6 separate regions of the Homo sapiens genome follow, and all the other regions are linked to region 4. Evidence: chromatin contacts called from ENCODE Hi-C or POLR2A ChIA-PET data. All regions are on one chromosome and are shown on one strand. Each heading gives the region's core, a stretch centred on a gene start or an enhancer-like site at or near the end of the contact. The rest is flanking DNA. Distances are from core to core; before and after follow the strand shown. Region 1 overlaps SNX25 (sorting nexin 25). Region 2 overlaps SNX25 (sorting nexin 25). Region 3 overlaps LINC02363 (long intergenic non-protein coding RNA 2363). Region 4 holds the start of MIR3945HG (MIR3945 host gene). Region 5 holds the start of CFAP97 (cilia and flagella associated protein 97). Region 6 holds the start of LINC02427 (long intergenic non-protein coding RNA 2427).

What was found. A loop is a pair of places that touch in the nucleus more often than their neighbours do. ChIA-PET counts read pairs that join two places held with the same protein, here RNA polymerase II (POLR2A). Pooled maps may share reads with other maps.
Region 1: a loop to region 4 is called in a map with no recorded cell type, with 2.8 times the contacts of the local background. The contact joins the enhancer-like site here to the promoter of MIR3945HG in region 4. A Hi-C loop is called at or near these places in 2 of 37 single-sample maps with no recorded cell type.
Region 2: a map with no recorded cell type shows a loop between it and region 4 (4-fold over the local background). The contact joins the enhancer-like site here to the promoter of MIR3945HG in region 4. A Hi-C loop is called at or near these places in 4 of 37 single-sample maps with no recorded cell type and 2 of 50 pooled maps.
Region 3: a map with no recorded cell type shows a loop between it and region 4 (2.2-fold over the local background). The contact joins the enhancer-like site here to the promoter of MIR3945HG in region 4. A Hi-C loop is called at or near these places in 2 of 37 single-sample maps with no recorded cell type and 2 of 50 pooled maps. POLR2A ChIA-PET finds 5 or more read pairs at or near these places in 1 of 52 experiments (H1).
Region 5: a pooled map shows a loop between it and region 4 (2.6-fold over the local background). The contact joins the promoter of CFAP97 here to the promoter of MIR3945HG in region 4. A Hi-C loop is called at or near these places in 9 of 37 single-sample maps with no recorded cell type and 5 of 50 pooled maps. POLR2A ChIA-PET finds 5 or more read pairs at or near these places in 2 of 52 experiments (GM10248 and activated B cell).
Region 6: a pooled map shows a loop between it and region 4 (6-fold over the local background). The contact joins the promoter of LINC02427 here to the promoter of MIR3945HG in region 4. A Hi-C loop is called at or near these places in 1 of 37 single-sample maps with no recorded cell type and 4 of 50 pooled maps. POLR2A ChIA-PET finds 5 or more read pairs at or near these places in 1 of 52 experiments (activated CD4-positive, alpha-beta T cell).

What each region holds. Positions count from the first base shown.
Region 1 is chr4:185,253,030-185,257,567 of GRCh38, forward strand. All of the region lies in intron 2 of SNX25 (sorting nexin 25), which reads left to right. Among named protein-coding and RNA genes, the nearest start is that of SNX25, 46 kb to the left of the region's middle. Within about 2 kb of position 3,047, at least 4 of the 41 ENCODE cell types and tissues checked have a DNase peak (open chromatin) inside an H3K27ac peak, as active enhancers do.
Region 2 is chr4:185,303,517-185,307,726 of GRCh38, forward strand. All of the region lies in intron 6 of SNX25 (sorting nexin 25), which reads left to right. Among named protein-coding and RNA genes, the nearest start is that of LRP2BP, 90 kb to the right of the region's middle. RefSeq lists enhancers at 297-396, 1,285-1,474, 2,510-2,569, 2,655-3,155 and a silencer at 2,679-2,973. Within about 2 kb of position 2,580, at least 11 of the 41 ENCODE cell types and tissues checked have a DNase peak (open chromatin) inside an H3K27ac peak, as active enhancers do.
Region 3 is chr4:184,341,585-184,345,646 of GRCh38, forward strand. It overlaps LINC02363 (long intergenic non-protein coding RNA 2363), which reads right to left. Exons shown (of 3, transcript NR_040108.1): 3 at 1-469. Among named protein-coding and RNA genes, the nearest start is that of LINC02363, 10 kb to the right of the region's middle. RefSeq lists a silencer at 3,665-3,734. Within about 2 kb of position 2,192, at least 31 of the 41 ENCODE cell types and tissues checked have a DNase peak (open chromatin) inside an H3K27ac peak, as active enhancers do.
Region 4 is chr4:184,853,209-184,857,262 of GRCh38, forward strand. It overlaps MIR3945HG (MIR3945 host gene), which reads right to left and starts at 2,444. Exons shown (of 3, transcript NR_132989.1): 1 at 2,261-2,444.
Region 5 is chr4:185,202,599-185,206,650 of GRCh38, forward strand. It overlaps CFAP97 (cilia and flagella associated protein 97), which reads right to left and starts at 1,402. Exons shown (of 5, transcript NM_020827.3): 1 at 1,300-1,402. It also overlaps a transcript of SNX25 not described here. RefSeq lists silencers at 935-1,704, 1,314-1,485 and enhancers at 2,245-2,354, 2,465-2,554.
Region 6 is chr4:184,535,721-184,540,076 of GRCh38, forward strand. It overlaps LINC02427 (long intergenic non-protein coding RNA 2427), which reads right to left and starts at 1,863. Exons shown (of 3, transcript NR_147158.1): 1 at 1,782-1,863. RefSeq lists enhancers at 1,594-1,803, 1,874-2,203.

The DNA of each region.
Region 1 (4,538 bases), core at 1,797-4,296, 400 kb after region 4:
CCAAAAGCTACATTTACCAGAAAACTGACAGAAGATAGGAAAAAGACGACTTCTAAAAATCTTTTTGACTTACTATTAAATCTCAATAGATCTATTGCCTAATTTTCACTAGCCTGCCCTAAACCATCTCTAATGTGAACCAGATAATTTAATTGTATAATTATTGAGTACATGCTATTTGTTCAGTGGTGTGTTCAATGTTAAATTGAAAGTTCTTGAATTGAAAATATAATTCTTTTTCAAGACCTTGGGGATGCTGACCTCAGAGTGTCTTATAAAAGACCCTGTCTGCCACACAGAAAACTCCGAAAAACAACAAAACCCCAGACGTTGCACACAAAAAAACCCACTGTCTGAATATCTTAGAATTAAATACCGTTACCCTCATTTTTTGCAATTAATGTTACATGTACATTTCAGACTTTTTTTTCTTTTCTTTTCTTCTTTTTTTTTTTTGAGACCGAGTCTTACTCTGTTGCCCAGGCTGGAGTGCAGTGGCATGATCTCAGCTCACTGTAACCTCCGCCTCCTGGGTTCAAGTGATTCTCGTGCCTCAGCCTCCCGAGTTGCTTGAGACTACAGGCATGAGCTACCACGCCCGGCTAATTTTTGTATTTTTAGTAGAGATGGGGTTTCACCATGTTGGCCAGGCTTTTCTTGAATTCCTGAGCTCAGGTGATCCACCGGCCTTGGCCTCCCAAAGTGCTGGGATTACAGGCGTGAGCCACCATGCCCAGCCTACATATACATTTCAAAGTGAGCACATTTCAGCTAGTTTTAATTGGCTCTTAATGCTTTTCTGAATTTCAGTGGTAAATATGCCCATAAGTAATTGTTACATACACAGGGTCATAACTTGAAAACAATCATGACAGCGGAAGATACTGCAAGGTCATTGTCAAAGTATAACAGAAATTTTATGGAGAACAGAACTTTTATGTAGAACTTTTAACAGCTTTGCAACAGGTCCTAGGTAAGGCAAACTTTATGTGGTAGTCTTTTTTCCAAGGCCCACCGTATGGCTGTTCCAGATGTCTGGCTGCCTGGGAATTAGATGGTGGCACAGAGGAAGCAAGGCTCGCATGACTTTTCCCACCCTTTAGAAAGCTCAACTCATCGAGTTCTAGTTCATGCTTTTCTCCCAGTGACATGCAATATGTATACTTTTTTTTTTGTTGGATAAATACATAGCTCTATCAATCACATAAACTAATAACCCCAAATCTTTCCAGAAGATAACTTTGCATTGCATTTTAAAACTTTACAAACCATAAAAGACCATCTAAATGAACAATAGAATTGTTGCTGTTGTTGTTTATCATTGTCATTAGACAAGTTTCTGGTTGAATGAGGACTGTCTCTTTGTTCTAAGAGACCCAGGCGTGGACTTTCATGATCATGGGGCTGTACCTCATGGGCAGGACATGTATCTCTGAATCGCATTTCTAAATCGCTCAGGGGAAAAGACAAGGGTGGGAAAATGGCCCTCTTGAAGCTCTCTTTCTTATACTGTTTACTTAGCTCATTCCTTGTTCTGAAAATTTGTGGGTAGCGATTACCTAACATCCTGTTGTCTAGACTAACGCGGGAGCCTTTTAACTTGTGTCCTCATCTATAGTTTTTCTCTACTTTGTTACCCTAAATCCTGTTTTCAGGTTAACCTAACTAAAACTAAAGTTCCAATCATGTTACTTCATTCTCTCTCATCTCCAGTGGCCTCCTTTTTACCTACTCATTTCTTTGAGAGCAGTTCTAAAACTAGATATACTTGAATGATAATAGCACCTGAATTTGTGGTGGGTGTTATCATGCCTTTAGAAGAAAGATTTTTTTGCCTGGTAGTGAGGATAAGTGTTCTTTCATTTCTCATTGTGATTAATTGTATTGTTTCTGTATATTTCTTTTTTTTTTCTTTAGTTGGCGTCTTGACCTTGAATGTTTATTTCTTAATAAAAGCCATGAAATAATTTTATGGTTACGAATTTCTCTGTCTCCTTAAGTTGACCCGTAGGGTATGTTTTAAAGTATTTTGTTGATATGTGTACTTGTGTAAATTAGTTTATATGGTTATATAATGTATATTTAGAATCATGGCTTTGTTTTCTTCTTTATTTTTTTTTTTGAGACAGAGTCTCGCTCTGTCGCCCAGGCTGGAGTGCAGTGGCACAATCTCGGCTCACTGCAACCTACGCCTCCTGGGTTCAAGTGATTCTCCTGTCTCAGCCTCTGGAGTACCTGGGATTACAGGCGCCTGCCACCACGCACGGCTAATTTTTGTATTTTTAGTAAAGACAGGGTTTCACCACGTTGGCCAGGCTGGTCTGGAACTCCTGACCTCAGGTGATCTGCCTGCCTCAGCCTCCCAAAGTGCTGGGATTACAGATGTAAGCCACCACACCCAGCCCGTACTTTTTATATTTAAGTTATGTATAGTTTTTTGATACTTAGCTTGAAGAGAGGTGTCGTTGCTGGGATTACAAGTGTGAGCCACCGCACCTGGCCTCACTCGTTGGTTCTGTTTGTGTCTTGTACAGCAGTTTTACAAAGTACAGCCTTTTACATATATTTTTTCATGTAAATGTGTTTTAAACAAACTGGATATCTAGTGGACGAGGATGCTATTTTAGGTTTTGCCTATCTTTTACTCATGCAGCTTATCTTGTTCACCTATGTGCAGGACTACAGTGTGCTGAGTAGAAAGAGTGATTGGCAGGTAGGAGTCTTGACTTTGCTACCTCTTTGAGCAAGTTACTTCACTTCTTTGAGCCTCAATTTCCTGAAGGGACGAAACTCACTTACTATGTAGGAACTGTGGTCTATTTGTTTGTTGCCAATAAATGAGATTATAGGATCAACCCATTCCTGTTTTTGCAGTTTCATCTGGGTCAGAAACCATTTCCGCTGTTTTTCCTTAATGGAATAGTACCATTAGGGATGAGATGTAGCTACTTTTTGCAAAATCTAGAAAACATAACAACCATAGGTTCAAATTAATATCTGAAAATGAGCAGAACGTGACTGAGAGTTTCATGTGCCTTGTTTTCTGGTTTTGCTTTTGTTTTACCTTCCTTTTTGTGTCCAGTGCTTAGTGATACGGATATTGATTCCACCTTACAGACTAGAAGCCCTCTATACATTTTATTTGCTGAGTAGTAAAAGATTGAGATAGATCTTTTTTCTGTCTTTGGCAATTAATTGTTCTCAGCTGGAAGGCACAGTTATCTTATCCCTACAACTGAGGCTGCTGGAATCACTCTGAAAATTTATCTAAACCTTTGTGTCATTGTTTGTGAACAAAAATCCTAATGCTGTTGCATGTTTTTGAGTTATGAAATTTAAAATGCTGTTTTATAAATTGCTATAAAGCTGAATTGCAAAAATACTGGAAATGTGAAAAAACATTGAATATACTTCCATGGTTGATATTTCAACCATGAAAAAAGCCATCATAGAATATTAATACCAAAATTGTGCTTCCTTTGACCTGTGGGCACTTGCAAATATGTGATTCCATTGCCATTCAGTTTTCTAAGAAAAATGACTCTCCCTCTCCCCACCCTCCAATCCCTCCCCCCAGAGAGCTCACCTAAATTTCTTTTTTTTTTTTTTTTTTTGAGTCAGGGTTTTGCTTGCTCACCCAGGCTGGAATGCAGTGGCGCTGTCTTGACTCACTGCAACCTCCACCTCCCAGGCTCAAATGATCCTCCCACCTCAGCCCCAAGTAGCTGGGAATATAGGCGTCCACCACCACACCCGGCTAATTTTTGTATTTTTTGTAGAGATGGGGTTTTGCCATGCTGCCCAGGCTGGTCTCAAGCTCCTGGGCTCAAGTGTTCCTCCCACCTCGGCCTCCCAAAGTTCTGGGATTACAGGAATGAGCCACTGTGCCCAGCCAATTTATTATCCTGAAGCTTCTAATTTGGTGTGTAGTGGCCAAGATGTATAAAATGAACCCCAAATTCTAGGCTAAAAAATTATTTGACACGTATAGGTTAGTTGTTCGTAGGGAATTGTGAAGTAGATCTGGTTCACGTAGGATTCCCAGGGATAAAGTAGTGTGCAGACAAGCAAAGAAAAGCAGGAGGATAAATTATTTATCTGAAATGACATCTGCAATTAAGCCAAATCAAACAGTGTTTGAAAAGTGAAAAAAAAAAAAAAAAAAACCTCTGAGAAACAAGAAGTGATAAAAAATAACCTTGGTACCCTCGAGTTGGAGCAGGAGTGTGTAGCTAAATGTTTTTCTCCCTTGGGGCCCTGTGGGGAGTCACCACCAAGCCCACTAATATTTTATTTTTCAAAAGACCTAGCTTCTTGCAAACATCACACTGGCTTCACCTTCTTTCTAAATAGGCTTTAGAAACTGTGCTGTCCAACACGGTAACCACTAGACAGCGGCTATAGAGCACCCCAAATGTGGCTAGTCCAAATTGAGATTACTGAAAGAATAAAATATAAACCAGATTACAGAGCTTAGTACGAAAAAAAGCAAAGTATTTTATTTCAAAAACGTGAGTTTTAAATATTGATTACATTTT
Region 2 (4,210 bases), core at 1,330-3,829, 450 kb after region 4:
GGCGTGGTGGTGGGCACCTGTAGTCCCAGCTACTTGGAAGGCTGAGGCAGGAGAATGGCATGAACCTGGGAGGCGGAGCTTGCAGTAATCTGAGATTGCACCACTGCACTTCAGCCTGGGCGACAGAGCGAGACTCTGTCTCAAAAAAAAAAAAAAAAAAAAAAAGCAAGGCAGGGCACACAGTGGGCACACCCTGGCCGGGCTGCACAAAGTCCATGTGTCTCTGTACTCTTCTCCATCATAAAGTGAGTGATTCCGCCATCAACTCCTGTACGATTTCTGCTATTCCTCAAATATACTCTCCACTGAAGTGGAGTGACACGTTAGACTATGAAATCTCAGGTGTTTAGAGTGGTAAGAGAAGCCCATTTGTTCTTTTCAAAAAAGGACATACCAGCCTCAGGTTGAAAAGTAAGGCAAATATTTTTTTGAGTTCCTTAGCAACTGTTGAGGTGATTTCTAGATAATTTTGAAGAAGTCTGTGATGATTGGTAACTACTGAGAATTGCTGCCAGCTTTGTGTTAAGAGGTCAAGTACCATTTCTCACTTCAAATCTTGACTAGTCCCTAAGTAAATATATACCTGTTTCTTGAACCCTTCCATCAAGAGGATTTAGTAAAACTTCTGTTTACTTATTTATATTTTAGAGACATGTTCTCACTCTGTCACCCAGGCTGGAACATAGAGACGTGATCATAGCTCACTGTAACCTCAAACTCCTGGCTTTAGTGATCACGGCTCACTGCAGCCTCGACCTGCTGGGCTCAAGTGATCCTTCTGCCTCAGCCTCCTGAGTAGCTAGGACTACAGGTGCATGCCACCACGCCTGGCTAATTTTTAAACTTATTTTGTTTTTTTGAGATGGAGTTTTGCTCTTGTTGCCCAGACTGGAGTGAAATGGCGCATCTCGGCTCACCTCAACCTCCACCTCCTGGGTTCAAGCAATTCCCCTGGCTCAGCCTCTCGAGTAGCTGGGATTACAGGCATGCGCCACCATGCCCGGCTAATTTAGTGTTTTTAGTAGAGAAGGGGTTTCTCCATGTTGATCAGACTGGTCTCCAACTCCCAGCCTCATGTGATCTGCCTGCCCCAGCCTCCCAAAGTGCTGGAATTACAGGCGTGAGCCACCACACCGGGCCTAAATTTTTTTTTATAGAGACAGAGTCTTGCTGTGTTGCCCAAGCTGGTTTTAAACTCCTGGCCTCAAGCCATCCTCCCACTTCAGCCCTGCACAGTGCTGGTATTACAGGCATGAGCCACCACATCCAGCCTAAAACTTTTATTTGAATATACAAGAAAGATTCAACAGCTGGTTAGTCTGTCAGTGCACATACAGTTGATTGGAGAACCAGCATTTTCTAGGGAGGAAGTCTCTATTCCATATGTCGATTGCCTGCATTTCACGAGAAGACCTGAGCATCCTGGGCAGAGGAGAGAAGAGAGCCCATGTTGAGGAGTGAGGGAAGGGGAAGGAGGGTGCGGCCTTGTCCTCTGTTTGCTCTAACCTTCTTGTTAGAGGAGCAGGTTGTACCTCTGTATCAGCACTGCTAAGTGGGGCCAGGTGGAGGGTAGGAGGTGGCAGTTTTGCTCCCCAGGGGACATGTGACAATAGTCTGGAGACATTTTTGGTTGTCGTCTTTGGGGGAAGGGATGCTACTGGCATCTAGTGGTAGAGGCTAGGCATGCTGCTAAACATCCTGCAGTACACAGGACAGCCCCCCACAGCTGAGAACTACCCTGTCCAAAATGTCAGTAGTGCTGAGGTTGAGAAACCCTGCCCTGTATTATCCATTAAATCCCTCAGTGAGTCTGCTGAGGATGCTGCCATTATGATATGCCCTGGAACATGATAGCATGTTATGAGGGAAGGAAAATATTCTACTGTTGGTGTTTTTCTTTTTTTATACCTGAAAAGCACAGTGGTGCCATTTTAATCCAGTTGTACTATTTCTGGAGTCATGAGTTTGCACTTTAAGTTACTTTGCTCTCTGCTGCCTCATTAGAAATAGCATCTAACAGTTGTCGTTAGATGTTGCTGTTTTTGTTTTACTGCAAGCCACTTCACTTGCTTAAGGAAGAATTATATCATGGGCAGGGGATTTATAGCGAAAAGCATTTCTGTGATGTTATTCGTAAGTCTGTTGTAATGTCTTTGTAGCCAAAAGGGTTTACCTAATGTCTAATATAAATGTCTTTTTCACCAAATGAACCCAAATTCACCCATTTCCTTTTGCTCTGATCTCAGTAGAACCTAGACTATCTAGACGGAAAAACAGTAAATATTTGAACTAATTGCTTTGGAATATTATAGGTTAGTGCGAAAGTAATCACTTTTTTTGCCATTAAAAGTAATGGCGAAACCCGTGATTACTTTTGCACTAACCTAACATCATGTGTGTGTTCATCTTGGCACCAGTTTAAAGACACACTGCCATCCGGTGTTTCACTGGCCACTTCTTTTTAAAGCTAGATTAAATGTTGTGTGATTAACCCAGTTTCTAACAATGCACAGTGTTACTACTTAACACTCTATAGAGAAACAGCCACATAACTCTGGCATGAGCTGGGTCACGGGGTGTTGTCACACACCCACTCGCCTATACTTTTCTTGATGTGAATATTTCTTGGATGAATGGGTTTTAAGGCCACAAAGAAATGTATTCATCTGCATCACTGGATTTACAAGGATTTTTGCATGCCAGCAGCATGGGATGCATGAGCTCCACGTTAGTCATTTAGCTCTGAATGTGGCATTCGCTTTCTGAGGCAAAAATAAACAGAACCATCTAAGCAACAAGCTGCTGTTGCATTTGTTAGCAACAAGCTTTGTGATCAGACAATGGCATTGTATGGCCCATTATCAAACAGAACGCATTCACGTGAGCAAGCCACATTTAAGCGGAGCACCAAAACATTCTTCCCAGCCTTGCAGCTGGGTTTTAGGGAAGGGTTATTCTCTTTCTTACTTCTCTTTGGAATTTTCTTCTAGGTTTTGTCCTTTTAGAAAGGCGTTTTAAGCTCTCTTTGGGTAAAAAGAATGTAATGGTTGGTAAATGGGTGTCAGTTTTCTCCTATATTTCTCTCTCTTTATTAACATGTTTTAACCCCAAATTAAAATTGAGGTCTAGGTTTGTTTTATAAATAAGAGGCAACTTTAGTCCCAGAATTTTTAGATTAACTTAAACATTATACACAAACTATGAAGTTTAAGGATATATATTTTAAAAGTAAAAGTTTTCTTGAAAAATTAGGTCTTCCAAGCTTGCATTTCCTTAGGTACACTCACAAAACATCTTAGTTTGCAATAGACTAATTTTGGGGCAAACTACATTTACCTTCATCCTCCCACAAAGGAGTCTCTGAAATACTATTTTTTTCCTGTTGAGATAAATGCTAAATTAGTGAGTTCTTTAGGCAGGTCCTGACTGTTGGCCAAGTATAACACAAGTTCAGAAACCATTATTGAAGTAAATGAAAATGGGATGAAAAGATGTCTGATAATACCTGACAGATCATCTTGAACAAGTCCATGTATTGACCTGAGGCCTGCCTGTGGCCCTTTGTGTTAAGTACCGGAAAAGCTGCTTCTGATAAAAACGTATTATGGTGCTGTGTCTAAGTTTTTTCAGCTAATTTTGCAGCCTCCCTGAGTGCTATGTTATACATTTGACTAATTGGGACCTGAGATGGGTAATGACCATCCTAGGGAACCGGATGGAGGTCTCCAGCTGGGAGGATGTGCAAACCATTACTTAGACTGCACTCGTGGGAACCAAGAGACAAAACACAAATGCTCTTTTATCATTGGTAGTTTCATATCTAAGCGAGGTATGTGCTGACTCACCTCCAGAGAGTGTGCTCTCACCTGTCCAGATATGTAGTTCCCATGCCTAGGGAGGAGCATTCTGTTTCTCTAGCGGTCCTCTGGGCCCTGAGCATTCCTGGCAGTCCTGCTGAGCTCTCTTTGCATGAGAGATTCCACACTTGCCCCTTTACCTCAGGCCTCTGATCACTCAGTCTTTTACCCCCTCACTCCACACAGACGACTTTGCTCTCTACTTGGACAAAACTGAATCCATATAAAGGGAACTACTCTGGCATCCAGCTATGTCTGCAAACTTCCTCATATCCAATGTCCACCTGCTCTGCCTTCCATGTTACTACAGTGGAGGAGGTAGCCTTTCTCCAAAGCTGATCTCTGATCTCTTC
Region 3 (4,062 bases), core at 942-3,441, 510 kb before region 4:
AGGGAGTGGGCCAGAGGTGGGTTAAAGATGAAGTGCTGCTACTTACCGCTGTGTGATCCGAGCAAGCTTCTTAACCCCTCAAAATCTATCACATAGGGGCATTTGGTCATAAGCATCAGAAACTGATTTGAGCTAATTTGAACCACAAAAGAACTTATAAAAGAAATGAGAGTATTCATGAGACAAAAGTTGAATGAATGCTATATATTGCTGCATAACAGACTTAGTGGCTTAAGACAATGATTTTTTATCTCTCATAATTCTGTGGGTTAGCTGGGCAGCTTCCCTCTCTAGTTTTGCCTGGCCTGCTCATGCATTGCATTCAGGGAAAGCAGCTGGGCTAGAAGGTCAAAGACGGTCACACTCACATCTCTGGAAGGTGGTACTGCGCTGCTGTCTGTGGCGTCTTCTTTCTTCTTCATGTGGCGTCTCATCCTCCAATGCAGGTGAGATCTGCTGCTTTCAGGGCCTTTAAAGGACAATGTTCCAAGTGGGTGAAGGCAGAATTTGCCAGACCCCTTGAGTCTGGCCTCTGGAACTCACATACCTCTTCTGGCTCATTTTGTAAGCCAGAGTAATTCACAAGACCATCTTAAATTCTGGGGAGTGAAGAAATAGACTGTGACACCGGGTAGGAAGGATGGCTTAGTCACATGGCAAAAGGTATGCATGCTAAAAAGAGAGGGGTGCGTAGCCACTGTTAAATAAAACTTGGGAGAGACCATTGTTTTGGACTGAATTCCTGCACTGGGCCCCAACAGGCCAACCCAAATGGAGTCACTCATGTTAAGTGCCACGTAATCAAACTAAAACTTTAAAAAGCAGTAAAATCCCAAAACAGGCCAGGTTGCCAAAAAGAAAAAAAAAAAAAGGAGTCCAGTCAACCTGAGTGGCATGATAAAGCAAGTTCCCTCTGTTTTAATCCACACAATGAAAGCAACCTGAAGTAACCAAGATAACCAGAAGTAACCAAGTAAGCGGATATTAACCAATATGCTTTTTGTACTATGCTGTTTCCTTGTTCCTGCTCAAACTACCTTACAGAATCTTACTGTTCTGCCATTCCCAGTGGAGCTCTTGTCTATTTTATCAACTAGGTGCTGCCCAGTTTATGAATTGCTAATAAAAGCCAAGTAAGCTGGGTGCAGTGACTCATGCCTGAAATCCCAACACTTTGGGAGGCTGAGACAGGTGGATCGATTCTGCCTAGGAGTTCAAGACCAGCCTGGGCAATATGGCGAAACCCCATCTCTACAAAAAAATACAAAAATTAGCTGGGCATGGTGGTGGCACATGCCTGTAGTCCCAGCTACTCAGGAGGCTGAGGTAGGAGGATCACTTGGGCCTGGGGAGTCAAGGCTGCAGTGAGCTGAGATCTTGCCACTGCACTCCAGCCTGGGTGACACAGCAAGACCCTGTCTATAGATAGATAGATAGATAGATAGATAGATAGATAGATAGATAGATAATTATTATAACTGATAATTAAATGAAATAATGTATTTGAAATGCCCAATATATAAAAGACACTTATTGAACGGGTACCTACTATTAATGTCATTATGGTTATGAACAGAGATCTCTCAAAAGAAAGTCTCTTGCTCAAGAATACTTGTCATGGTGACCTCTTTGGTGGAGGCTGCAGGGTATGTGACAAGGAACTGAGTTTTGTTGTCAAACTTTTGGGAGAAAGACTCGCTTACTCTTTCCTTTTGTAAGCCCACAAATGCAGCTGGGGTAAGGAATTAAAATGAGATTGTATTTGATTTGCCTTAAAATTCGCGTTTACCTTATAAACGTGTATACTGGACAGTGTCCAGTCAGCAGAACGGAAACTACCCTAGGAATTTCAAGTAGAAGAAAGTTAACCTAGGAAATGGGCTGCAAATGTGTTGAAGAGCTGGAGGAGAATAAAAGGGGAGAGCTGAGATCATTCAGAGACCAGTAACTGCAGGAAGCTACTACTACCGTCCTAAGGCTGGCTGAACAAAAGGAAATATGGTGTGATCCACAAAGAGTCGGTGATTGCTCGGTGGCTGAAGCTGCTGTGATACTTGCTGCTCCACGGCCGTTATTGGAAATCTTTCAGGAAGCCGAGAAATTAAACTCCCACCAAGGGCTGCCTGTCACGGACACTGATGCTGCCAGATCCAGAGCCCAGGAACGCCCTGCTGCAGAGGCTGCGAGAGCACTCCCTGCCCCCACTGCTGTTGAAACTCCACCTGAGCAGAAACTCAGTCACCTACTGCCGCTGCTACTGCTATTGCCGCAGCTGCTGCCACTGCTGCTACTGCTGCCACTGCCAGAGACTTCAACAGAAGGAGAAATAAAATCAGCTTCTTTCTCCCTTCTACCCTCCTTCCAAGCTCCCACCAGTGTCTCCCATTGGCAGAGGCTACTGGGAAGCAAGCTGGCTGGGGATTCTGGGAAATGTAGTTTGCAGGCTTCCAGCTCCTACAGAGAAGGGCAGGGAGAGTGGGGTGGCATTGAGAGCCGACAGGCAAACAGGCAGTACCATGTGAAACACAGACGTTTCGCAGAGCGCCGCTGCGTGTGTGCCTCTCTAGATGCTTTCCGTTTGGGTCTCGTTGAAGCAAAGTGAATGTATGTTGAATGTTTCAAAATTCTTAATGGAATACTGTCACACCACATTTAACCATCTGGCAATCAAATCCCTATTCCTTCTGGCCATTTACTCCTTTCCTCCTTAGGTTTGGCATTGGATGTGTAAATTCTGGAAAAAAAAAAAAAAACCTTTGCGTTTCACACTCCACTTTGCAGAACACCAGTGGAGTCTTTCCGGTCTCCTGCCTCTTATCCTCTTGAAAGTGCTTCATTAAATACCCAAGGGGCTGGATATATTGCATGGGACATCTTACGCAAAGGGATACATAGATTCCTTGTATTCCCTTAAGTAATCTCAAAAGATGCTCCTGGTTTTTCTTCAAAATTGTCTACGATTTTTTATTTTATCTATGATTACACACCTAGTCTGCTACATCTGTGATAATGCAAAAGGCTATTCTATTAAACTAGCAATGGCTGTCCCTTATGAAATGAGGTCACTTCCTCTTTAGACCTGAGCACTGAGAACATTAGATTATTCTTCGATTTTCTCTTAGGTTTATTGAGCCTGATTGTTCCTTCATGGGCTGAAATCATGCTGCTCTCTCCAAGAACAGCCCTGAGGAGGGGGCGAGTGGGAGGCTGTGATAGCTCAGAACCACTCCAACAAATAAATCAAAATCCAAAATAGAGCTGCTGTGAATTGGAAATCCTTCAGTATTTCGGATTTCCAACTCAGAGCATGGTCAGAGCTCAGGAGGAAACTTTGTTCCTACCCCAGAATTGGATCCTCAGGTAAAATCAAGTGACAGAACAGCGAGGGTAGTCATAAAGACAGAAAGTGAAGGGAGGCTTGTTTTGCCAGGGACAGTCCCACAGCCTTGCCATGGAGCCTCGTGTCTGCCTCCGCACCTGGCTGAGTCGCCCAGTGCCTGGTAGGCCCCTCCTATGGCAGTGACAGTTGCATGAGGCAGAGGTAGGGGCAGATGCAGGGGTGGCCAGTGGTCCAGTACAGGGTTCAAGGGATGCAGCTGCCTGTGAGGCCATCACAGGGATGAGGGATGGCATATTTCAAAGAAGTTTAAAGACAGAAACCAACAGGTATCAAGTTCCTATGATGGGACAGGCATGCTCTATCACTTTTCATTTTAATCCTGACAGTAACCTTATGACATTATCTCCTTTTTAGAAACAGGAAAACAGATGATCTTGCATCTGGCAAGCCACCTAGCCAGGACGCAATGCCCTGTCTCTGACACCCACATGCCCCTGAGGCGAATCCCGGCACTAGCTCCTCCTAGGACAAGCAGGAGGGACAAATAACCTTCACTGATCAGCTGTCATGCGCCAGGCATTGTGCTATGTGTCTGACATATGTTACCTACTTTAGACCTCCCCAGCACCCTGAATCATAGGTCCTGGTGTTCCCATTTTACAGGGTAGGAACATAAAGTCGAATGTTATAAATGTGTACAGGCAGGGGATTTGAACCCGGGC
Region 4 (4,054 bases), core at 1,194-3,693:
TGTGGTAGCAGTGGTGGTGGTAGTAGCAGTAGTAACAGCAACAACCTCTATCATATAGTAAATGCTAACTATATCTCAGGTGCTTTAGTAAAATCTCATTTAAGCCTTTCAATGTTATACATTGATATTGCTGTTGAACACATTTTATAGAGGAGGAAACAATCTCAGCAGGTTTAACGGTGGTTCCCAGTCACACAGCTAACACAGAACACGGCCTTGAACTCAGATTTTGTCTGACTAAAGTTTGTCATCCTATTTCTGTGCTAAAGCTTCTACAGCAGTCCCTGTTGCTTACCAGGTGAGGCCCAGCATCCTCACGGACCATCCCGGATCTCCGTAACGTAGCTCCACTGATCTGCTCCAGTGACTGCCTTCTGCTCCCAGAGTGGCACCTCCTTAACCACCCTCACCTTCCTACGCAGTGAATGAAGTGCAGACATGAATCCTGAGTCTGCCATTTAGTACTTCTCTAAAACTGACTTCTTGTATTTGTAAAATACCCGCCTCACAATCTCAGGATTGCTGTGAGCATCGTATATAATGAGTGCAAAGGGCCCGGCATAGTGCAAGGGACATGATAGGTGCATAACGAATAGGACCCACTGAGGCTGTTACTCATATTTCTGCTCTTGTGCCTTGTTCGTGTTATTCTCTACATATGAAATGTTTGTACTTCCTATTGCTCTGGCCTGACAGTCCTTAAGGGCTAAATTCCATCTTTACTAAATGTTTCCTTGGCTCTAACACACATTGATCTCTCCCCTCCCCAATTCTGAATGCACTTTCTTTTTTCTTTTTTTTTTTTTTGAGACAGAGTCTCGCTCTGTCGCCCAGCCTGGAGTGCAGTGGCGCGATCTCGGCTCACTGCAAGCTCCGCCTCCCGGGTTCATGCCATTCTCCTGCCTCAGCCTCCCGAGTAGCTGGGACTACAGGCGCCCACCACCACGCCCAGCTAATTTTTTGCATTTTTAGTAGAGACGGGGTTTCACCGTGTTAGCCAGGATGGTCTCGATCTCCTGACCTCGTGATCTGCCCGCCTCGGCCTCCCAAAGTGCTGGGATTACAGGCGTGAGCCACCGTGCCCGGCCCTCTGAATGCACTTTCTATATACACCAGGTGGCTGGTGTTATCTACTGTCTTATTCTTGAATGGCTTTGGGTAAGCGAGCCTCATAAGTTACTGGTGAGCTTGCTTGTATTGCTTCTGTGCTCCTCTCAAAGCTACTGGCACACTGTACCAAAGTGATTTGTTCATTGATTGATGGAGAAATGTAAACATTGGGACAAATCAGAGAGAAAAAAGGGCAAATTGGACATTATCTTGTTCGATTTCAGTTGGCAGTCAATGGTTTGTGTTCAAATTATCCTACAGAGGCTTGAACCAGGAGGGGAGGTTCAGAAAACAGATGGTGGGAAAGAGAACAGATCTCTGTATTATGGAGCTTTGACTTTAAAATTATTTCTCTTAAAGAAGAGATAGACCCAAAAGGAAATGATCTGAGATAAATTTCCAGGGACCAGTAAGACAGAAGTACCACTAAATATGAAGAGGCAGTGGACTGGGAATAATGAGAGAAGACCCAGGCAATCATGCCTGTAAGTTACGATAAAGAAAACAGGAAGCACATTTCGACAGAAAAACCATACTTTACATTAAAGAAGTGAGATTGTGTCTGTTGCAAGAGTGAGAGGGAAAGCCCGCAACGACCTCAGGGACCCAGTGAATTAGCTCACGGGAAGCCCAGGGCCTCTTTTGCTAGCTGCTAATGAAGGGAATTAGATAACCATGTTATTTTGAAAGAAAACAGATTATGTTTATTGAATGATCTAAAAGAAGCGAAAAGGGCTAGGTAAAGATGCCATGTTTTGGATTCTGATGTTGGGTCACACCAGGGCGCCCATTCTTCTGTATTCACAAAATGCCCAAATAGGGAGAGGTCTTGCCAGGCGCGTGAACTCGCCACTGTGGCTGAGCAACAAAGGTACATTGAAAGGAAGCGTGTGTGTTTGTGGCTTTGAGCCCCTTTTCCTATTCTGCTGAAGATTAGGAAATTATAGGTTATACTGCTTGAAATGAAGACAGAGTAAATGGTAGGAGGGTTGTAAATCACCTGCGAAGCACCGTCTTCGACCATGCCATATAGCAAGGCTACCCAAAACACTCCAGTCTCTAATTTGTTCAACTTAAAGAATAAGAGGGATATGTCAGTCAGGACCTGCTAACTGCTGTATCAGACAACCCCAGATCCCTAACGACTTACCTCACAGTCATCAGGGGCTAGACAAGTGACCTTCCACACGATAATTCAGAGATACTGCTCCTTTCCTGTAGTTCTCCAGTCCTCAGCACAGGGTCTCAAGATCATCTAGCATCGACCAGTCAGCAAATGTCGGAAGAGGAAAGATAGCTTCCTTAGTCCCTAAGAGACAGCATCTCGTTTTCACTACATTCCACTGGTGAGAACTACTCATATGGCCACACCTAGACACAGCGGTGACTGGAAAGTTAATTTGATTGTGTTTCCAGGAAAAGGAGATAGGCTTGGTGAGTCAGTCTCTCTAGAGGAAAATATGGAACTGGGTTGGATTAAAAAAAATCCAGGCTGGGCGCGGTGGCTCATGCCTGTAATCCCAGCACTTTGGGAGGCCAAGGCGGGTGGATCACCAGAGGTCAGGAGTTCGAGACCAGCGTGGCCAACATGGTAAAACTCCGTCTCGATTAAAAATTAAAAAAAAAAAATTAGCCGGGTGTGGTGGTGGGCGCCTGTAATCCCAGCTACTCAGGAGACTGAGGCAGGAGAATAGCTTGAACCCGGGAGGCAGAGGTTGTAGTGAGCTGAGACTGCACCACTGCACTCCAGCCTGGGTGACAGAGTGAGACTCCGTCTCAAAAAAAAAAAAAAAAAAAAAAAATTCAGGTAATGATTTATATGTTTCTATCAAGCAATATGCCTATAAACATGGAATGATTGAATTTTCAGTTTCAAATACATGTTTTGGGTTGTGAAGACTCAAAAAGCTTGTGGGTCTCTTTGTTTTTGTCAAAGTATATGAATAAACGAGGATTGCAGAAGTTTACTTGTGGAATGAATGCATTAGTAAATTAATGAAGCTTTCTCCTGTACTGAAAGAAGAGTATAAGGTCATGACTCATGGTCATGAGGTAGGAAATAATTCTGCTCACCAAGAAACAAGGACATTTTAAATATCTAAAAAAGCAGAAATGAGAAAGGAAGCATGAAAAATAATCATTTAGCCAACAGTTACAGCACCTACTGACAGACAGAAAGTACAGGGCATTGACATAGTTTAAATCCAGTGACTTCCGTTTTTCCTAATAGAATCAGAGTGATAATGCATTTTAAAGGTTATTTTTATTATTTCATGTCTCCAAACCATTTTCAGAGGGAAATTATCATGGCTGTCACAACAGTAGCTTAATACACAAGGTTGATGGTATTTTACAAAAGTGTCACAAGTGGATTTTAAAGTTAAAAAAAAAAAGGGGGGCTGAGTGCAGTGGCTCATGTCTGTAATCCCAGCACTTTGGGAGGCTGAGTCGGGCGGATCACCCGAGGTCACGAGTTCGAGACCAGCCTGGACAACATGGTGAAACCCCGTCTCTACTAAAAATACAAAAATTATCCAGGTGTGGTGGTGCGCGCCTGTAATCCCAGCTACTCTGGAGGCTGAGGCAGGGGAATCACTTGAACCCTGGAGGCAGAGGTTGCAGTGAACTGAGATTGCACCACTATACTCCAGCCTGGGTGACAGGGGGAGACTCCATCTCAAAAATAAAAAATAATAAATAAGGTTAAAAAAAAGATCAGTATGATATAGCTTATATGAATAGAAAAGATGATTCTCGAACAATAGCATGAGGCATATGAGTTGAAAATAAAGCCTAGAGGTCTTCACCTACAGCAGAGAAAATTTTCACTCTCCCCCACCCCACAGAAGACAGACAGACCTACCCCAAAATTAAAATGACATTAGCCCCATAAGCATGTTTCCCTCCTCAGGTAACAAAGAAGATACCTCAGTTCTAAATCCAC
Region 5 (4,052 bases), core at 152-2,651, 350 kb after region 4:
TAGTTTCCTGCCATCTTCCCCCACCCCTCCGGAAGCACAAACCACAACTATGCCTTTATCTGCATTTCCATGATAAGGTCATGCAGTCCCCAAGAGCTGGAAGCCAGCTGCCTCCCTAAGTGGTCACAGTTCATGCGCCCTGGTGCATAGTCCGGTGCCTGTGAGACTTTTCAGGTTTAAATTTTAGTTAATAATATCCAACAGAGTTACTGTAAAGATTTCGACACTCATGTGACTTAATTTACAGGAAAATTTACCCAACAATCCCATCCACTGAGCAATTCTTTTGATAACATTTACTACGAGGTAAGTGATTCAATTTACCAGAGAATAAGAAAAATGACTTAATAAAGTAGTTAAGATTCTCTTTACAACAGACTAGGAAAGGATAAAATTAAAGGATAGTTCATCAGACCATAACAACCCTTTGGTGCTCAATCAAGACAGAGTTTTGCCAGGAGGGGCATGGCTCACGCCTGTAATCCCCGGACTTTGGGAGGCCAAGACAGGAGGATCGCTTGAGCCCAGGAGTTGGGAGGCTGCAGTGAGACATGATCGTGCCACTGCACTCCACCCTGGGCCACAGAGCGAGACCCTGTCTCAAAAAATAAAAATAAAAAAAAGAGACAGGTAAGTTTTTATCAAAGCTGCCTGAGAGTCACTGGGCACGCCCCACTTGCCAGGTCCTACAGACCAGCAATAACAAGACTAATGCTTTCACCAAACATCAGGAAAATACACAGAAAAGCACCGGGCACTTTTTAAACTGTCATCTTGTTACTGTGACAATACATTTCTGTAGTTAAACAGCACAGTAGGCCTCCAACAAGATGCCCAATTGGGTACATGAAAATCCCGGCCCAAATTAAACACCTGTTTCCAGGAACGCTAGGCTCTTGTCTACATCCCCTACCGTCCCCGGAAGGCAGATAACCCCTCGGGCCTCGTGGGTTAGGTTCGAGTCCCTACAAGTAGGAAGAAGTCGTCAGGGCCCGGCATGTGGTCGCGGCCCAATCTCAATTTAGGGCTGATCCTGACCCTCAAAGCCACCCGGAACGCGCGAGAGGGCGGGACCCGCCATTCTCACAGGGGACCGGGGTGGAACGGCGCCGCGACCCGCCGCCGCGGGCGCCCCTGTCGTGGGGGCGCGGTCTCCCACCGTCCGCGCAGGCTTCGTTAAACCCACCCCGAGTACTCGCCGCCGCCTGGGCTCCGGAGCGGGGAGACGGATGCGAACGGAAAGGAGCGTGGCGGGCGCCCCGCGAGCAGGGAGCCAGGAGCCGCTCGCGCGCCCCTCACCTGAGAGCCGCGGCCACCACAGCCCCACGCGCGGCGCTGGCGCACTCCCGCGGCCCTGAACGGGCTCCCGGCGCCGCGCGCCCGCGCTTCCGGAGGCGGAGAGAGCGGAAAGGGAAAGGAGGGGCGGCGTGGGGCCCGGCGCTTCGGGAGAGGCGGGGGCGCACGCCGGGCCTCGTGCGGCCCTCGCGGCGGGCGTCACAGAGCGCGGCGGGCAGGCGGCCAGGCCGGGGCTCCACGCGGGCGGAGTGGAGGCCGGGCCAGGGACGCGCACACTAGAAGAGCCGCGGAAGAAGGCGGTCCAGCCCGCGTGGTTGCCATGGCGCCCTAGAGGCGTTACTGCTGCTCCCGGCTGCCTAGGGCGGCGCGGGTAGGCCCCGTTGTTCTCGTGCGTTAATAGGGAAAGCTGCCTTGATTATCTTGTAATTCTCTACCAAACCAAGAATAAAAAAGAACGGCGGCTGTGTGTTTGTGATATTTTCTATCAGCAAATTTCAGTTCATACCACTAGTTAGTTCTGTGGACCAGAGGCTGGTTTCAGAATGGAAAGACCTTTGCCGAGTGGTAAACGAGGTGGGTAGTTAAAACAATCTAAGGTAAAAATGATCTCTGCAGAATATATTGAATACAATAACTTCTCGTTGAACTCTCAGGTATGGTAGGATGATGGCACCCCAAAAATGTGCACCTCCTAGTCCCCACAACACGTGAATATGTCACCTTATGTGGCAGACAGGATTTAGCTGATGTGATTAAGGATCAAAATGGGAAGATTAACCAGGATTATCCAGTGAACCCCATGGAATCACAAAGGTCCTTATAAGATGGAGACAAGAAGTTCAAAGTCAGTAGTGGGAGCTGTGAGCACAGAAGCTAGAGGTTGGAGTGATGTCAGAGGCAATGAGCCAAGGAGTGCAGGTAGAAGCTGCAAAAGGAGGAAACGGATTCTCTCCTGAAACCTCAGGAAGGAACTAGAGCCTGCAAATTTTGATTTTAGACTTAATACCTTAAGCACTGTAAGACAATACACCTGTGTTGTTTTAACTACTGAATTTGTAGTAATTTGTTATAGCAGCAATGGTATACAATCCAGTAGTTAATAAATATTGTTCACATCTAAGTGCAAAGAAGGGTAGGAAATATGGGTCTTACCCTGCCTGTCCCGGGGAGTTCCAGTAAGGATTGTCTATTTTCGTCCTTCACAATGCATTTTGTACTTGTTGGTCTTAATTACCAAAAGTATAATCAATTCTCTTTTTGTTGCCTAAAAGACAGCATTGGCTGGGCGCAGTGGCTCACCCCTGTAATCCCAGCACTTCGGGAGGCCGAGGCGGGTGGGGCCCCCTGAGAGGAGTTCAAGACCAGCCTGACTAATATGGTGAAACACTGTCTCTACTAAAAATACAAAAATTAGCTGGGCGTGGTGACGTGAGCCTGTAGTCCCAGCTACTCGGAAGGCTGAGACAGGAGAATCGCTTGAACTCCGGAGGTGGAGGTTGCAGCGAGCCGAGATCGTGCCACTGCACTCCAACCTAGGCAACAGAGTAAGACTGTGTCTCAAAAAAAAAAAAAGCAAGAATTTCACTTTCTTTTAAAGTGCTTAATAAAACTGTGTTGGCACCACTTTCCAGGGATAGTTGTTAAACTGTGGTTGGCCCGGCGCGGTGGCTCACGTTTGTAATTCCGCACTTTGAGAGGCTGAGGTGGGCGGATCACCTGAGGTCAGGAGTTCCAGACCAGCCTGGCCAACATGGTGAAACTCCGTCTCTACTAAAAATACAAAAATTAGCCAGGTGTGGTGGTGCACATCTGTAATCCCAGCTACTCAGGAGGCTGACGCAGAAGAATCGCTTGAACCCAGGAGGGAAATGTTGCAGTAAGCTGAGATCACGCCATTGTACTCCAGCCTGGGCGACAGAGCAAGCCCCTGTCTCTAAATAAATAAACAAACTGTGGTCAAAAGTTTATCTTACAAAGGACTTGAGTAGATATTTCTCCAAAGAAAATATACCAATGGCCAATAAACACATGAAAAGATACTCAACACCACTAATTAGGGAAATGCAAGTCAAAAACACAATGAGATACCGATGGCTTTAGTCAAAAAAATAGAAAATAAGGATTGGCAAGAATGTGGAAAGATCGAAACCCTTATGCATTGCTTGTGAGAATGTAGCATACTCAGCCACTGTGGAAAATAGTATGGCATGTTCTGAAAAACTTGAACATAGAATTATATGACCCAGCAATTTCCCTTCTGGACATACACTAAAAGGAAGTGAAAGCAGGGTCTCAAACAGATACTTATGCACCCATGTTCATAGCAGAATAGCCAAAAGGCGGAAAAAACTCAAGTGTTTGTTTATCAACAGACAGATGAAGCAGAATGTAGTAGATACATAAAATGGAATATTATTCAGCCCATGACTTGTGCGCCTCTGGTCCACATAACAACATTAAGATGGTCTGCAGGACAGACAGAATGGAAGATGTATGCCGGGCATGGTGGCTCACTCCTGTAATCCCAGCACTTTGGGAGGCCAAGGTGGACAGATCCTGAGGTCGGGGGGTTGAGACCAGCCCGATGAACCCCATCTCACTAAAAATACAAAAAATTAGCCAGGCATGCTGATGCATGCCTGTAATCCCAGCTACTCGGGAGGCTGAGGTAGGAGAATCTCTTGAACCGGGGAGGCGGAGGTTGCAGTGAGCCGAGATTGCGCCATTGCACTCCAGCCTGGGTAACAAGAGCGAAA
Region 6 (4,356 bases), core at 613-3,112, 320 kb before region 4:
ATGATGGTGGTGATGGCAACAGACACCTCTTAATAAACACTCACTGTGGGCCAGGTCCTATGCTAAGCCCATTAAACGCATCAACTTGTCACCACTGGTACAACCCTACATGATAAGTATTACTATTTCCAGTTTACAGACGAAGAAACTGAGGTTCAAGGAGATTAGACAACCTGTCCAAAGTTACACAGCTAAGGGGTAAAGGGAACTTAACACCCAAGTCTGTGCTCCTTCTTCACTAAATCTTCGACTTCTTAGATGTCAAACTCTGAAAATTTTCTCTTTTTTCCTATAATCTGCCATGCTTCTACCCTTTTCCTACTTCTCTCCTACTGAGGCTGTTCAGGAATATCTCATGATGAACTCCAGCTCTAAATTCATTTGAAAAAATATTTACTGAGTGCTCACATTAATGCTTCATTCGGTGATTTGCAAAGGTTTCTTAGGAGCCCACTGTGTGCTAGATGCTGTGCTGGGTGCTGAGGATTCATCGGTTCACAACATTGACAAAAATGCCCCGCCCACGTGGAGCTAACATTCCAGAGAAGGCAAAAAGACAATAAAGATAGAGATAAGAAATACAGGGATGGCTCAAAGATAATAAATGCTAAAGGAAAGCAGGCTAGGGGAACGGGAAGAGAGAATATTAGGGAAGATGTACACGTGTGTAGGACTGCAATTTTAAATGTTAGGAAAACATAATATTTGAGCAAAGACTTTCTGGGGTATGAGGGTTAGTTTTATGTGTCAACTTGGCTAGGCTATTATTAATTATTATTATTTAATTAAATTATTTAATCAAACACTAATCTAGCTGTTACTGTGAAGGTATTTTGTAGATGCGGTCTGCTTTGAACGGCATTTCTAGCGGCCCTGGCCTTGTATTACACTGGACACTCTACTGATTACCAACTCACTCACTTTTGGGAGACTGTGGGGTTTAGGAACTATGTTGACATACTTTATTTTGAACTGCCTTCACAAAAACTGACAAGCAGGGAGGACCGGTAATATCACCCTTATTTTACAGACAAGAAACTAAGACTCAAAGAGGGAGACTAACCTGTAAGAGATAACAGAATAAATAGCAGAGCTGGGTGTCAGGCCACCATCCTATCCTTCTTGACAATATACTGGAAAGGAATTTGCAATCACTTCTAACTGCTCACCTTCCAGCCACCATTCACTCTTCAACCATTTCAATCTGACACACCCCCTAACTCAGATGTTTTGCTTTTTTAGGGGGGTGAGGTGGGGACTGTAGTTTTCCATGAATTACATACATTAAGGGTGTCTGTCAGTCAAGCGGCGCCTTAAGGAGATGTCTCATTCCCCCAGGCTACTGTCTTCAGAACAAACACATTAACCAAAACCAGTGAAAAGAACATGATAAGAATCCCGGGCCCAAGGATTACAAAGTACACAGCTCAGAACAATCTCTAAAGGAAGCACGCAGGGTAAAATACCCAACAGCCTCCTCTACGTTCCTCTAAATTTCCCACTGAAATCCCTTAAAGAGAAAACATTCACCACTACAATAATATCCAAGATTGTCAGCCTATCCCACAGTCTGGGAGGGATTCCTACAACTCCAAGGACGATGTGACCAAGGACAACAGCCAGCAGGAACCACCTGTGCTGGGCCCCCGCAGCGAGGGGCAAACACCTCTCTCCCGGTTCAGAGAAGCAAGATCTGTGCCCAACAAAAAACTAGACAGCCGTCTCTCTCTGTGGTGCCTGCTGCTTTTTTGTGAAAGAAAAACATAAGCTGTTCCCAATACCTTCCCAAGCAGCCGACAAACGAGGGCTCTTCCGCCTTAAACTTTCCCCATACCGGGCGGAGCCCCAAGCCACAGGAAACCTCCAGCAGGAAGTCGGGCTGCCAGGGCGGTGGCGGGCGCGGTGCATCCTGGGAGTTGTAGTCCGTTCTCGGAGGCGCAGGCGCAGTGGTGAAGGCGGGGAGCTGGGGGCAGCACCGCAGAGGATTGTACTTTTTCCTGAATGATACAGTCCTCCTTCCACATCCTTGGGGAATTGGTTCCAGGACCTGTGCTGATACCAAATCCGGAATGCTCAAGTCCCTGATATAAAATGGCGTAATATTTGCATATCGCCTACGCACATCCTCCGTGTACTTTAAATCTTCTCTGGATTATTTCTAATACCTAATGCAATGTAAATAATTGTTATACTGTGTTGTTTAGGGAATAATGGTAAGGAAAAGTCTGTACGTGTTCAGTACAGATGCAATTTATTAAAGGATATTTTCGATTCCTGGTTGATTGAATCCATCGGTGGGGAACACTGTGGATACCGAGGGCCAAATGTATGAGGGTGTCGAAAAAAAGTCAGGGGGTGCCGTTAGGAGACCTCGTTTCACAGAGGGAGGGTGATCTGATGAATGTCGGCCGCACAGGAAGACTTGGCTTGGAAACGGGTGTCGGCCTCCGTCCAGTCTCAGATCTGAAATGGACTGAGATAGCCCCCAAGTGGACAGAGTGGGGTGAAGAATAACCCACACGATCTACAAACGGGACTGTGGAACTGTGACAAAACGTCGTAGAATCAAGGAAGGCGAGCCGACGCAGACTCAGAGAAAGAACAAACCTCAGAGTCATCTACCTTATAAATAGAACTTTTTAAAAAATTTTTGGCTTCTTCAAAAACTATCCCCCCAAAAAAAACAACAACAAAAAGCACCAACGCATATTATATATTAGGACTTGTAGGCAAATGAACGTATGGCACAGTCTGGACTCATATACATCAAAATGTTAAAATTAGTCTTCTTTGGATGAGAGTGTTGCATTTTATAAAACTTATGTGTATTTTCCTCATTGTTTACAAAGATGAAATAATTTTTTGGTTTGAAATAAGTATAAAGAAAAACACATAGAGCAATTTTTAAACACCTTGGTATCTACGACAAAGTTTTATCATATTTACTTCAGATCCTTCCTCTCTTCCTTCCTTCCTTCCTCCCTGTTTCTTTCTAGAAAAGAAAAGAAAACCAAAAAAATTATGGCCGTGCACGATTGCTCATACCTGTAATCCCAGCACTTTGGGAGGCCGAGCCGGGCGGATCACAAGGTCAAGAGTTCAAGACCATCCTGGCCAACATGGTGAAACCCCGTCTCTACTAAAAATACAAAAATTACCTGGGCGTGGTGGCACGCACCTGTAGTCCCAGCTACTCGGGAGAATAAGGCAGAAGAATCGCTTAAGCCTGAGAGGCAGAGGTTGCAGTGAGCTGAAACTGTGCCACTGCACACCAGCCTGGGTGACAGAGTGAGACTCTGTCTAAAAAAAAAAAAAAAAAAAAGAAAATTGAATTTGACTAATGACTAATGAAATGGGTTGTGTGGAAGACCTGGGTGACCAAATAAAATGCATAACTGTGCAAGTCAAATGCCTGCCACCCAATCTTCATTCTTGTGGAATTTTGAAGTTGGCCAGATAGCCAGTCTCAAAAAATCTCCATCCCCAAAAAACACACATGCAAAAAACAAAAACTTTACAAGTAGTGTCCCTTATGTAGCCCTTTGTCCTCTGCAGGGAAATGCATACATACATACATAGATTCTGCAGAGTATTTATGTATATGTCTCTGTGTTTTTGTTTTTTGAGACAGGGTCTCACTCTGTCTCTCAGAACTGGAGTGCAATAGCACTCATGGCTCATTGCAGCCTCAACCTCCCCGGGTTAAGGTGATCCTCCCATCTCAGTCTCCCTAATAGCTGGGACTACAGGCACACACCACCATGCCTGGCTAATTTTTTGTAGTTTTGTAGAGATGGGGTTTCACCATGTTGCCCAGGCTGGTCTCCAACTTCTGGGCTCAAGCAATCTGCCTGCCTCAGCTTCCCAAATTGATGGGATTACAGGCATGAGTCACCATGACCAGCTCAACAAATTTTTTAAATCAAAATCATATCAAGTATCTTATCAGACTACAATGGAGTCAAACTAGAAATCAATAAAAAGAGAAACTTCAGAAACTGTACAGATACAGGGAGCTCGAACAGCCTGCTTCAGAACAACCATTAAGAAAAAAATTCAAAAATTTCTTGAAAGAAATGAAAATATAAACAACATACAAAAACCTGTGGGATACAGCAAAAGCAATGCTAAGAGGGAAGTTTATAGCAATAAATGCCTGCATCAAAAAAATAGAAAAGTATGTCAAATATACAACTTAATGATGCACCTCAAGGAACTAGAACAGCAAGAATAAATCACACCCAAAATTAGAAGAAGGAAAGAAATAATACATATCAGAGCAGAACTAGGAGGTTGAAGATTATACGGTATATATAAAGTCTTGATAAATTTTGACAAGAAGGCCTTTTTTCTTTA